Regions from separate parts of the Homo sapiens genome. Here regions 2, 3 and 4 are each linked to region 1. Evidence: chromatin contacts called from ENCODE Hi-C or POLR2A ChIA-PET data. All regions are on one chromosome and are shown on one strand. The core of a region is the stretch at or near the end of the contact, and the rest is flanking DNA. Distances in the headings are between cores, read along the strand shown.

Evidence for each region. A loop is a pair of places that touch in the nucleus more often than their neighbours do. ChIA-PET counts read pairs that join two places held with the same protein, here RNA polymerase II (POLR2A). Pooled maps may share reads with other maps.
Region 2: a loop to region 1 is called in a pooled map, with 8 times the contacts of the local background. The contact joins two enhancer-like sites. A Hi-C loop is called at or near these places in 2 of 37 single-sample maps with no recorded cell type and 11 of 50 pooled maps. POLR2A ChIA-PET finds 5 or more read pairs at or near these places in 6 of 52 experiments (A673, HEK293T, activated CD4-positive, alpha-beta memory T cell and 2 more).
Region 3: a loop to region 1 is called in a pooled map, with 3 times the contacts of the local background. The contact joins the promoter of SH3BGRL3 here to the enhancer-like site in region 1. A Hi-C loop is called at or near these places in 7 of 50 pooled maps. POLR2A ChIA-PET finds 5 or more read pairs at or near these places in 3 of 52 experiments (GM12878, WTC11 and activated CD8-positive, alpha-beta memory T cell).
Region 4: POLR2A ChIA-PET joins it to region 1 with 19 read pairs in PC-9. The contact joins two enhancer-like sites. POLR2A ChIA-PET finds 5 or more read pairs at or near these places in 4 of 52 experiments (OCI-LY7, PC-9, T-cell and 1 more).

The regions. Positions count from the first base shown.
Region 1 is chr1:26,499,101-26,502,197 of GRCh38, reverse strand. No RefSeq gene overlaps it. Among named protein-coding and RNA genes, the nearest start is that of HMGN2, 28 kb to the right of the region's middle. RefSeq lists enhancers at 695-754, 168-825, 785-854 and silencers at 1,035-1,524, 1,735-1,914. Within about 2 kb of position 1,582, at least 38 of the 41 ENCODE cell types and tissues checked have a DNase peak (open chromatin) inside an H3K27ac peak, as active enhancers do; they include A673 and GM12878, where a contact is called at or near this core.
Region 2 is chr1:26,743,230-26,746,326 of GRCh38, reverse strand. The region is part of intron 4 of ARID1A (AT-rich interaction domain 1A); the gene reads right to left. Among named protein-coding and RNA genes, the nearest start is that of PIGV, 43 kb to the left of the region's middle. RefSeq lists an enhancer at 1,927-1,996. Within about 2 kb of position 1,591, at least 31 of the 41 ENCODE cell types and tissues checked have a DNase peak (open chromatin) inside an H3K27ac peak, as active enhancers do; they include A673, where a contact is called at or near this core.
Region 3 is chr1:26,278,465-26,281,561 of GRCh38, reverse strand. SH3BGRL3 (SH3 domain binding glutamate rich protein like 3) reads right to left here and starts at 1,476. Exons shown (of 3, transcript NM_031286.4): 1 at 1,359-1,476; 2 at 630-797; 3 at 40-504. The coding sequence starts at 1,406. The coding sequence ends at 439. It overlaps CEP85 (centrosomal protein 85), which reads right to left. Exons shown (of 14, transcript NM_001319944.2): 14 at 2,754-3,097. RefSeq lists enhancers at 181-1,067, 1,068-1,955 and silencers at 1,195-1,644, 1,121-1,692.
Region 4 is chr1:26,357,494-26,360,590 of GRCh38, reverse strand. No RefSeq gene overlaps it. Among named protein-coding and RNA genes, the nearest start is that of CRYBG2, 4.9 kb to the right of the region's middle. RefSeq lists a silencer at 1,539-1,833. Within about 2 kb of position 1,635, at least 6 of the 41 ENCODE cell types and tissues checked have a DNase peak (open chromatin) inside an H3K27ac peak, as active enhancers do.

The sequences.
Region 1 (3,097 bases), core at 333-2,832:
CATGAGCCACACACAGAGCCCGGCAGAGATGTCCTTTCTTTTTTTTTTTTTTCCTTTTCTGTTTTCTCTGTCGCCCAGGCTGGAGTGCAGTGGCACGATCTTGATCTTGGTGGCTCACTGTAACCTCTGCCTCCCAGGTTCAAGCGAGTCTCCTGCCTCAGCCTCCCCAGCAGTTAGGATTACAGGCGCGCGTTTCCACGCCTGGCTAATTTGTTGTATTTTTGGCAGAGACGGGGTCTTGCTATGTTGCCCAGGCTGGTCTCGAACCCCTGGCCTCAAGCAATCCGCCCACCTCGGCCTCCCAAAGTGCTGGGATTACAGTTGTGCCTGGCCACTTTTACATAAAAAAAACTTTTCTGAGGGAAAAACAGGCAGGAAGAATTTCCAGGTATTTCCAGGCCGAATGGCAAAACAAGATATGACAGAAAAAAAAAGGGCCCCAAGGACTCTGCACCTCGGTCCTATCCCTGTGCAGTTTGAGCTCTTCAGCCCTCAAAGTGCCCTTCTGGCCACCACCTGGTCCTCTTTTGCAAAGACTGCACGAGAAAGGAGCCAGCCGAGGTGCCCTCAGGTCCAAGCCCTTGTGACCTGGAGCTCTTTCTCCATGTGGCTTGAGGTCCCAAGGTTTCCCCAATGCCAAATCCTTTTGAAACTGAATATGAAGGAGGGGCTCTGAGGGACCCCCATCGCTTTGCCAGGTTTTCAGAGCGCGGCCCACCCTGCAGTTGTGGAGAGAGGGAGTCGTCGCGGAGTTCCCAAACCGCTGAAGGGCAGACCTGGACCGTTCCTGGAATGTGGGAAATGAGTGCGACGGCATACTGGGGCTGCATCAGCCCGTCTCTAGAAAAACCATCGCCTCCAGATCTGGCCCCCAGATTGAGTCCCAGGATTTCCGGGCTGGTTCCAAGAACCTGATCCGGAAAATGGGCGCGGTTCCTGTCTCCTCCCCCTTCCCCTCGGGCCGGTTGGGCACAGTACTTAGGACCCAAATCTGGACCTAATGCCAAGGCCGCCCATCCAGCGCCCAGACTCAGCTGGCCTTGCGCTCCCTGAAGCCACTCGCGGGTACTGGGGACGCCCCTCCCCGTCCCGCGGCCCCTACCCCCACTTCCGCGTAGTCCCGGCTCCCGTCACCCCGCGCGCGCCCCGCGGGAACCCGAGCCCGCCGACCCCGCCCTTCCAGGCCCCGCCCCCGGTGACGCCCCGCCCCGGCACGTGCGCGCGCGTGGTCTGCCAGCTTCTCTGGCCCTGCAAGGCGACCCCTAAGCGCAATGTCCGGGACCCGCGGTCAGAGGGCCGGAGTGAGGGTGGCAGCGCTCAGGGAAGGAGGCGGAGGCAGAGGCCTCTTTCTTCCCCCGAGGTGGAGAGGGCCCCGGGTCGGAGGAGCGAGGGCCGCACCGCTGGAGCCCACTCCCGCCTCCTTCCCCACGGGCCGGCGCACTTGGGAGCTGGACAGGACGCTCTTCCTGGGCTCGGAGCAGGCGCGGGCCCGGGTTGAGCCGAGCCTGAGCAGGGGCAGGCTCTAGCTGGCGGCTGGCCAGATGCCCTCCAGGTGCGCAGCGCGTGACCTGCGGCAGGGCGGGGCGGCCCCACGAGAGTTCTTCGAGGGTGGCGGGCGAGTCACGTGAGCAGGGGTTGGGGTCCGCCGGATAATGGGGGATGCGGGAGCCCGCTGGAGGAGTGGAGGGGCGCCTTGGGGAACGGCGGTTAAGCCCCAGCGACGCTCCTGGCCTGGATGTCGGGCCGTATCCTTGTCGAGGCTGGGGAGCTGGGCCGAGGAGCCCCATCCCGCGGGCGCCGCCTCCCAGGTGGGGCGCGGAGCTCGGCTCTGCGCCGCCACCGTGTGGCCGAAGGGGGCAGCGCCTGCTTGGTGCCAGGAGGCTCCTCGGGGCTGACGGCGGGGACTCGCACGAGGCACCGAGGAGCCTCTGGCGATCGGCTTTCGATACCCTGCCCCCTTCCGAGCTAGGGTCCAGGAGTGGGGTTGAGGTTGCCATGGCGACGGGTGCGCGGGCTGGTATCTTCCTCTGGCTGCTGTGGGGCCGGGGCGTGGACACCCAGCATCTGCCCTCACCCTGCTCACTGAATCACCTTGGTGTGGACGAGGATTATCCTTCCCAAAAGCAGCCAGGCCTCCCAACAACCAACCAGCTTTTTTTGTTTTGTTATTTTTTTAAAAAAAAATAGAGATAGGGTCTCGCTCTGTTGGCCAGGCTGTCCTCCCAAAGTGCTGGGGTTACAGGCATAAGCCCCCGCGCGCAGCCCCAGCTTTCTTTTTTTTCTTTTTGCTGGAGTTAAGCAGTATGATCTCGGCTCGCTGCAACTTCCGCCTCCAAGGTTCAAGCCGTTCTCCTGCCTCAGCCTCCCAAGTAGCTGGGACTACAGGCACGAGACACCACGCCTGGCTAATTTTTGTATTTTTAGTAGAGACGGGGTTTTGCCAAGGCGAGGCCAAGGCAGGTGGATCACGAGGTCAGGAGTTCAAGACCAGCCTGGCCAACATGGTGAAACCCCATCTCTACTAAAAATACAACAATTAGCCAGGCGTGGTGGTGCGCACCTGTAGTCTCAGTTACTCGGGAGGCTGAGGCAGGAGAATTGCTTGAATCCGGGAGGCAGAGGTTGCAGTGAGTCCATATCATGCCACTGCACTCCAGTCTGGGCGACAGAGCAAGACTGTCTCAAAAAAAAAAAAAAAAAAATACCTAGGGCCCCCAGCTGTAGTCATGTCCCATTCTGGAAAACACTACCATAGGGAATTACTGGAAGTACCCTGGGGAGGTAGGATGAAGCCACTGTTGGTTGAGCAAGGTTGTCTGTGTATCAAGTAAGGAGGCTTGCTGCTTTTCATAATTCTTTCTGAGCCCCAGATCTATCAGCATATCTGATCTTAACCTTCCCTGCTGGCAACACTTCGGTGACTCCCAGTTCTCTTCCAGACAAAGAGCAAATGTCTTAACATGGCCCGCAAGGCCCTTTGGGATCTTGAGATAGGTCCACCATGGCTCCACTGGGCTGGTGAATGAGGGAATGAGATAGGAGAACCAAGAAACAGGGAGGACTTCCTGGAGGAAGTGACATTTGAGCTGAAATCTCA
Region 2 (3,097 bases), core at 342-2,841, 240 kb before region 1:
TGAGCCACTGTCACTACAACAACTGAGTTCATCCATGATGACTAAGGAATATCAGGACATTCTAGTTTTTGAGAATTCTTCCTTTCAGAGTAAATGCTTCTTATATCCTTCTGGAGAACAGAACTAAATCCAGAAGCTGTAGTATCATTAACTTTGCCTAGAAATCTAGAAATCTCAACCTCATATCTGTTCATAACTCCTTCCCTTTCTCCAAAGAGAATACGGAAGGCAAAGTCCATTTTCTGAATATGGCATTTTTCCTTTTCTATTTTTTTGAGACAGAGTTTTGCTCTTGTTGCCCAGACTGGAGTGCAGTGGCACAATCTTGACTCACCGCAACCTCCGCCTCCCAGGTTCAAGCGATTCTCCTGCCTCAGCCTCCCAAGTAGCTGGGATTACAAGCACATGCCACCACGCCCGGCTAATTTTGTATTTTTAGTAGAGACGGAGTTTCTTAATGTTGGTCAGGCTGGTCTTGAACTCCCAACCTCAGGTGATCTCACCGCCTCAACCTCCCAAAGTGCTGGGATTACAGGTGTGAGCTACCGTGCCTGCGGCCTTTTCTTAAAGGATCTTTTTGCTGGTCTTGTACAGGAGTTGGTCCTAACAGTAAAAGCAACAGTAGAACCACTGGACTAGCAGTCAGAGAATCCAATGTTCTCATTTACTGAATGACCCTGGACAAGTCTCTTGCCCTTTCTGGGCCTTAGGTTCGTCATATGTAAAGTTGGGGGTGGGAGGGGAGACGGGAATGGGGTGTCAGTATTGTAAATATTCTGTTGGGCTAGTTCATGCAGCCTCCATTCTATTCTTTCTCTAATTGTAGAGGTTAAAAAGCTTAAAAACGAAATTTCCAAGAATCCCTTGGTTTTGGATACAATTCAGCTTCTGCTAATGAGAAGCTGACTCATGAGATTAGATCAAAGTAAGCAGAGACCATATTTCTGTCTCCTTTACTTGTTTCTGCAGGAGCATTTTGGTTCCATCCTCCACTTAACTGGGTGCTGGTTCTGGCGGCAGCAGCTACTGCTTCTTGATTCCAGTTTACTGATTCTGGACCACAGGTTTAGGGGTATGATTCAAGAGCAATCAATCTAATAGTAGCTCCGAGATAGACGTTCCCCTGGTAGGTCAAATCTAGGTTAAATCTGGGTCTGGTTTCTTGGAGGCCAAGCCTAGAGCAAGCTCCCTCACTCCTTCCAGTTGTAAGCCCAAATTCCCTATATTAAATCTCTCTCTTTTAAACATAGCTAGACCTAGGGTCCAGTACAGAAATCCTCTGACTCAGTATTATCAAATGATCCCAAAAGAGTGGCTGTAAAGGAAGAGAAAAAAGATTTATTCACGAAGCATATTTTTTGTAGGAAATGGGCAAGAGGGGGGAGCCTTAGGCCTTTAAATACATTTGTCCAGGACAACCTCCTTCACTTCTTCCCTTTTTACAACCTCACTGTACTTTCTCTCTCTCACCCTAAGCTCTGAGGGGGTGGGTGGGGGGTTTGAATTGCTCACACAGGATGGAGGGTTGAGTCAGCACACGCTTTCTTTTCCATCCCTATGTTTTCTGCAGCCTGTTATTCTGCTGAGGATGGCATAACCTGCCCAACTCAAAATAAGTATCACCTGGGCTTCAGGGAAGCTTGGGCCAGAGAGGATACCAAGTGTCTTCTTGAGTAGTAGGAAATACATTTAAAAGCTCCAGGTACAAAAGAATCAGGACATACCAGTCCCGATAGCTCTGTGTACTAATAAGTGAGGACAAGTTTGGCCCAACTTAACTTCCTACAGCAGGGCTGACGACAAACTGAAAAACAAGGTAAAATTCAAACGGTGTGCTTAATGGGGAAGAGGTACTTCCAGCCAGACCTCTGTAGGACTAAGTGACTCAAGAGCCATCATACTAGAGTTAAGGCTCAGTTGCTTTTCAAAGATTGAGGCTGTTCCGAAGGAAACAAAAGGTTCCAGCAAGAGGAATCTGTGTGAGACACACAGGCAGGAAGCAGAGCTGAGCCACCAGCGACTAGAATAGAAACAGGAAATGGGCCCAGGAACAAGCATACAGTAATCTGCTGCAAGCAGCACAGGCTCAGGCAGTCAGCAGGCAGTATCAGGGTTGGAACAGTGTGACTAAGATGGAGAAGCGGATTGGCCAGTCCAGCCCAGAGAACCAGCGTTCTAGAGAAGGGATGGCTACATGCACAGGGTACATGCTGCTCTTAGCAGTCTGGGCAGATATGACAGAGGGGGTGGGGATTTCCTTTTCGAGACTCTGAGAGAGCACCTGGGCTATAATTCAAGGGGAGCAGGCACAGATACATGGTCAGCTATAAAGAAAACAGGTCACCAACCTCAGAAAGACCCTGCTTCTCTGGTTACCAAAATCGCTAGTGACATTTCTGTTATCTTTTTGAAAATCAACCATCAAAAACCTAGATAAGGACTGTGGGCCCTCTCTCCTTCTATCATGAAATGAACAAAAGGGAACAGAAACTGTGTAAAATTAAAATCCTTCAAATGTTTTAATTTTTTTTTTTTTTTTTTGAGATGGAGTACTGCATCCTCTGCCTCCCGGGTTCAAGCGATTCTCTTGCCTCAGCCTCCCGAGTAGCTGGGACTACAGGCCCCTGCCACCACACCTGCCTATTTTTGTATTTTTAGTAGAGACAGGGTTTCGCCATGTTGTCCAGGCTGGTCTTGAACTCTTGACCTCATGATGACCCGCCTCAGCCTCCCAAAGTGCTGGGACTATAGGTGTGAGCCACCGTGCCCAGCCAAATGTTCTAATTTTTAAAGCATTTATTGAGAGGATTTGTCACTCCTCTCAATAAACCTAAACAACAAAACGTCAGCTCCCAAAGCTCAACTAGGTAGCAAGAATCTAGGAGGTATTCAACAAAGGTTTACAAATATCTGCCTGTTCTGGGCACAACATGACAGATGTCAGATACAGTTCAAGCAGAGGTACCAGCATAAGGCTATGCCAATATGAAAATGGGGAAGAAGTCTCAGAGAGAGTATTCCAGCTAGGTTTTGAAGCCAAAGTAGAAGTTTGCTGAGCATGACAGAAAGAGAGAGAAACAGGTATACATCCTAATCA
Region 3 (3,097 bases), core at 227-2,726, 220 kb after region 1:
GGGACCCAGGAGGCCCAGGCCACAACCAACCAGACACAGTGCCAATGGAACAGGACATCATTTAATTGCCTCTAGGGTCCTCCTGGGAGAGGGACTGCGGGGCCTTTGGCAGAGCTCTGGCTGATGGAACCAACAGAGGTGCCCATCAGCCAGTGCCAGGCAGGATGGCGGCCCCAATGCTTGGCTGGGGGCAGCCAGCATTTGGGGCTGTTGCTTAAGACAATTTCTGAGACTAATGGGTAAGGAATGTTGCCTTTAGATGGAGGAGAGGGGACTACATTTAGAGAGGAGGGAGGAGAAGTGGCCTGCATTGGGGGAGGGACTCTAAGGTTAGGTTAGGAATGACAGGGAGTTGGTCAAAAGGTCCTTCATGGCCAGGTGAAGGCTGGGGGGAGTGTGGTGATGGAGTCCAGCAGGGGAACTCTGGACAGGCTTGACTCAAGCCAGCTTCAGGAACTCCTGCAGCGTGTTTTGTTCCACAGCCTCCACGAAGAGCTCATAGTCCTGGAGAAGGGGAGGCGAGGGGTGGTCACCTGAATGCAGGGGGCCCAAGTGCTTTGTGGCAGATATGACCCTGGCTAGAGTCCTCTTCCAACACTCCCCCCACCCCCCCGTCCCCCAGCCCATACCCCACAGTACTGGTCCCCGTTGACAATCTGGGGTGGGGTGGCCTTGGGGTTGCCTGCCAAGGCTCGCATCTCATCCCTCAGGGCGTTGTCCTGGGAGATGTCCACTAGCTGGTATTGGATGCGCTTCCCATCCAGGATTCGGGTCACCTCGCTCTGCTGGGACTTGATCTGGGGACAGAGGGTGGGTAGGGGTTAGTGGATAGGCTGGAGGATTTATGGGGGAAATGCTGGGCAGGGTGAGAGAGGCTGTGACCAGGAGCTTTTGTCCCCCCATTCCCCTCCACACTAGGGGAGGGTTCTGGCCTCTAGGAGTTGGGAGGATGAGTCAGGCTTGAGGTGGTGCAGGATGAAGAGAGGGATTATCAGCCACGGGGGAGGGGGTCAGAGTGAAGGGAAGTGGGATCAGGCTCAGGGTGGGGAGGGGAGGGGAGGGCAGGCTGCGGTCGTGGTCAGGGTCAGCCCGGTAGTGGGAGTGCAGAGAATGGGTGTGGGGTTGATGGGGGATGGGCACGGGAAGTTCATGCCGCGGCTGCAAAGGACCCAGGATGCCCGATGAAGACATTCAGGATGGGGCCTCGGGACCGGGTCCGGGAGACCGTGCCCAGCACCTCGCCGACGCACTCCCCCCACCCCGCCCCCGTCCTGGGGGTGGGTCCCGGGCGCTAGGGTCCAAAGCACCGGGATACAGCCCTGCGCTTTCCCCCAGCGCCAGTCCGGGCGCGCACTTACTTCGCGGGAGCCGGTGACCGACGTGCTGTAGACGCGCAGGCCGCTCATGCTGGGGGTAGACAGACGGGCCGGCGGGCAGAGGGCGGCGGTAGCGGCAGCTGCACTGCCGGGAGACGACGCCGCCGCCGTGCTCGGGAGCGGTTTCCTTCCTGCTCCGCCCGCCAAGTCATCGCGCTCGGGACCAATGGGCGGCGCGGGCAGGCGGGGTGGGACCTGCGCGACACCGCCCCGCACGCCAGAGGCCCCTTCCCTTCCCCCTCGGTTACCAGGCGCGCAACGGACCCGTCCCACGCAGGGCGCCCCTTCTGCGGCTGCCCTGATCGTCCTTTTCGGCCCTTCCCTGATCTGGAGCTCAGTGTGAGACTGGGGAGGGGCCTGGGTGGCAGGACAGGCCCGGGAGAGGGTCTGGCAGAAGCCTCCCTCTCCAGCCGCACACAGGTTTGGTGCATCCAACTCCCCAGCCACGAGAGCCGCTCTCTCCAGGAGGAGGTGCTCTAATAGCACAGGGAAGCTTGGGGCTTTGGAAGGTTTGAGCTGCTTTCAGACCCAAAGTTCTCTAAGAACCTTGCTCCAAGGGATCCCTCGCTCCACCACCCAACACGCACCACTAACCCTAGGGGATAGGAAGCATAGGACAGCAGGAAGAGCCCATGCTTAGAGATTTTCCCCCAAGTTCCTCTCCACTCAGGTGGGAAGGTTTAGACAAGGAAGGGTGATAGCAGGACGCAGAGGCCACACCCTCAAGGAACCAGATGGAGACCAAGGCTGACAGCTGGAAAGCGTGGCGGTAGAGGATGATGTCAGGACTCGAGAGCCTAGGCTCAAGCTGACCCTTAAGATCCACCCCAGGTCTTGGGGTGGTCCAAGCTCAACCCCAGCTCCATGCTGCAGATGGCATTCCCAAACTGCTACTACTCCCAGCAAGAATTCAGCGGTTGAGGGGGCAGACTCCAGCAACGAGCCCAACTTTGGAGACCTAGCTGTCTGGCACTCAACATCATGCTTCTCAGATGTCCCCCTGGTCCAGGGCTCAGGCAGGTTAACAGCCCAGAAAGACAACCCTTGCTCTGGTAAAGCCACTTCCTCACAGCAACCCAGAGGCTGCCAACTTCCTGAGAGGACTGCTGAAACTTTCCAGTGACAAACTTCTGTTATGACTCAGGGAAGGTTTGCCCAAGAGAAAGTGAGTGGGAAGAGATCTGGTTCTATAGAACGACAGAGGAGCAGAGGTGGCAGAGATAGATAGGGACATGAGGCTGGCTGGACCTGCCAAAGGTTCCTCCACGCTGCTGCCTGGGGGACCTGGCTGAACACCCAGGTGTTTGGCTCTAACAAGCCAAAGTGAGGGGTAGAATAGCGTGGTGGTGGTGATGGAAGGGTATGGAAAACTGAGGAGTCTGTTAAGATACTTTATTTTATAATCAAAATACGCAATACAAACAAATGGACATAACAAAGATTCATATAAATAACTGGTTATAAACTTTATGAGGAAAAATACCCGTCAGCATGGTGGCTGGGCTCCCAATGCACAGGGTGGAGACCAACCAGGCGGCTCTGCCTTTAAGCAGCAGGAGCCCAGAGGCTGAAGGGCTGGCTGGGTGGGGCTGCTCTGAATGGAAGGGATAAGTCACTCCATAAATAAAACACAAACTTGTAAAAACACTTAAGAAAGAGCCTCATTCAGGCCCAGGCATGAGGTCCAAGATGCTGCCAACAGCCCAAAGCTTAGCAAAAAT
Region 4 (3,097 bases), core at 386-2,885, 140 kb after region 1:
GACGCCAACCACTCGCGTTAGACCCTCCCATTCGGCAAGACCACGCCCATTCCGAACCATCCACCCCTCCCCGCAACCGCCCCCCTTGCCCAGCTCCTCCTGCTCCTGGGGGATCCCCCTCGCTCGCTCAGCCCCGCCTCCCCGCCTCTGTTCGCCCCAGGCCACTTTCCCTGTCCGGCCTCATGCAGGTCTTGCTCTCGGGCTAGCTCACCTGGGGCTGCGGGGGGCCCTGGCGCCTCCAGGGGCTTAAAGATGTAGCGCGGACCGGGCGGAGAACCACGCCCCCGGGGTGGGGGCAAGGGCTCTTGCCGAACGTCTGGGGTCTGCGGTCCGAGGAGAACAATGAGGTTGGGGGTCCTGGAGAGTGCCCCAGGGCACGGGCAGCATCTGGATCGGGTCACCGCCCGCATGGGCTGCGGGTGGGGCCGCTGTTTGCTAGGGGGGCGGGCCGGAGGAGGCATTTCTCCGCAAATGCAGCGGATGCGGGTAGCCCCGGCGGTCAGGTGCTCCGACGGCCGGAGCCCCGGGTCTTTCACTCGCCATGGCCGAGCGGTGCGGAGGCCCGGGGGCCTGCCTGGCCCACCTTTTGGCTGGGTTAGGGGTCCGGAGGGAGCACAGAGGGAAAGAGATCTCGGAGGCCACATCCCGGGAGAGGTGAGGAGAGATGGAGAAAGGCCGCGTGGGGAGCCTCTGGGCCCTAGACCGTGTGTGTGTGTGTGTGTGTGTGTGTGTGTGTGTGTGAGAGAGAGAGAGAGAGAGAGAGAGAGAGTAGTGATCAAATAAGCGTGTATGTGTATCTCTCGAAGCATAAAAATATATGTGTCTTGGGAGTCCGAGGCGGGCGGATCACGAGGTCAAGAGATTGAGACCATCCTGGCCAAACAACATGGTGAAACCCCGCCTCTACTAAAAATACAAAAATTAGCTGGGTGTGGTGGCGCACTCCTGTAGTCCCAGCTACTCCGGAGGCAGAGGCAGGAGAACCGCTTGAGCCCGGGAGGCAGAGGTTGCAGTGAGCCGAGATCGAGCCACCGCACTCCAGCCTGGCGACAGAGCGAGACACCGTCTCCAAAAAAAAGAAGAAGAAGAAGAAGAAAAAAATATATATGTATACACACACACACACGTGTGTGTGTGTGTGTGTGTGTGAATGTACCACGATTTTGGATGTGAATGTGGAATGGTCCCTGTGCTCTTTTAAAACTTTACAACTTATGTGGACAGTTTCCTAAGTCAGGCAGGTAGCCTGCAGACGACAGAGACAGTTTAAGGGCAAAGGCAGTAGTTCTTCCCTCCCCTATGGACTTTGATTCTCGCATCACAGCTGATTTCTTCATATCCCTTTGTCATGAACCTGACAGGTTCCGTCTGAGACTGTACTGCATTTGCACTTAGATGCCACGGAGAGGTTTTCCCCTGTCGTCCCCACCCCTGGAGATAGCTCTAGATTGTAATAACAATAAGCCTTTATTTGCCACATGCTTCATACTTCACCTGGATTATCTCACGTAATCCTCACAGCAGCCCTATGAAGCAGGTATTCCACATGATTCAGATAAGGAAATGGAGGTTCAGAGAGGTGACGTCACCTGCCCAAAGCCACACAGCTGGGGCGTGGTGTAGCTGGGACACAGGCTTTGGCAGTCTGACTTCAGAGCCCACATTTCTGAAGCTTTGTTGCCTGCAGGGACTGCCAGACTGCAAGACCCGGCTCCTAGCTGTAGGTGCCACTGGTTATATGACCCTGAGCAGATTGCTTCACCTCTCTGAGCCCGTGCACTGGTAGCTGATGTCTGAGGGGTTGTGTGTGTGTGTGTTAGAGTGTTGTGGTTGATCAAATAAGTGTGTATGAGTATCTTGAAGCATAAAAATATGTGTATCAATGTACCACGATTTTGGATGTTAATGTGGAATGCTCCCTGTGCTCTTATATCCTTTATGTATTTACTTATTTGTTTTTTAAGATGGAATCTTGCTCTGTTGCCCAGGATGGAGTGCAGTGGCACTATCGCATCTCACTGCAGCCTTGACCTCCCCAGGCTCAGGTGATCCTCCCACCTCAGCCTTCTGAGTAGCTGGGATTACAGGCACATGCCACCACGCCGGGCTGATTTTTTGTAGAGACAAGGTTTCACCATGTTCCCCAGGCTGATCTCGAACTCTTGGACTCAAGCAGTCTGCCCACCTCAGCCTCCCAAAGTGCCAGGATTACAGGTGTGAGCCACTGCACCTGGCTCTCTTTTCTTTTGATTTTTTTAAATTTTTTTTTAATAGAATCAGGGTCTTGCTCTGTCACCCAGGCTGGAATGCAGTGTCACTATCATAGGACACTGCATCCTCAAACTCCTCCTGCCTCAGCCTCCCAAGTAGCTAGGAACATGCCAACATGTCCACCCAATCTTTTTATTTTTTGTAGAGTTGGAATTTGGCTATGTTGCTCAGCCTGGTCTCAAACTCCTGAGCTCTACTGATTTGGCTTGGCCTCCCATCGTGCTGGGATTATGGGTTTGAGCTACCAGACCCAGTCCCTTGTGCTCTTTTTTTGTTTTGCTTTGTTTTGTTTTGTTTCATTTTTGAGATGGGAGTCTCACTCTGTTGCCCAGGCTGGGGTGCAGTGGCATGATCTCGGCTCACTGCAACCTCTGCCTCCCAGGTTCAAGTGATCCTCCTGCCTCAGCCTCCTGAGTAGCTGGGACTACAAGCACGTGCCTCCACGCCCAGCTAATTTTTGTATTTTTAGTAGAGACAGGGTTTCACCATATTGACCAGGCTGATCTCGAACTCTTGATCTTAAGTGATCCGCCCGCCTCGGCCTCCCAAAGTGCTGGGATTACAGGCGTGAGCCACCGCGCCTGGCCCCTTGTGCTCTTTTAAAACTTTAAAATGTTTTAAACAGAAGGAAAAACATCCTGTGGAAGGCCAAGTCAAAAGGCAGGGAAGGCAGTATTGAGAATCCGAGAGCCCCACAGCTCCCCGGTCCTACATCCGTGAAGAGCATAGGGTGTGCTCTCACGCATGGGTGTTTATGTGTCTGCCCAGTTACCCGGCAATTTGTTCTGATCTTATCATGGCACAGGTGTCTTCAGCCTGCGCCAGG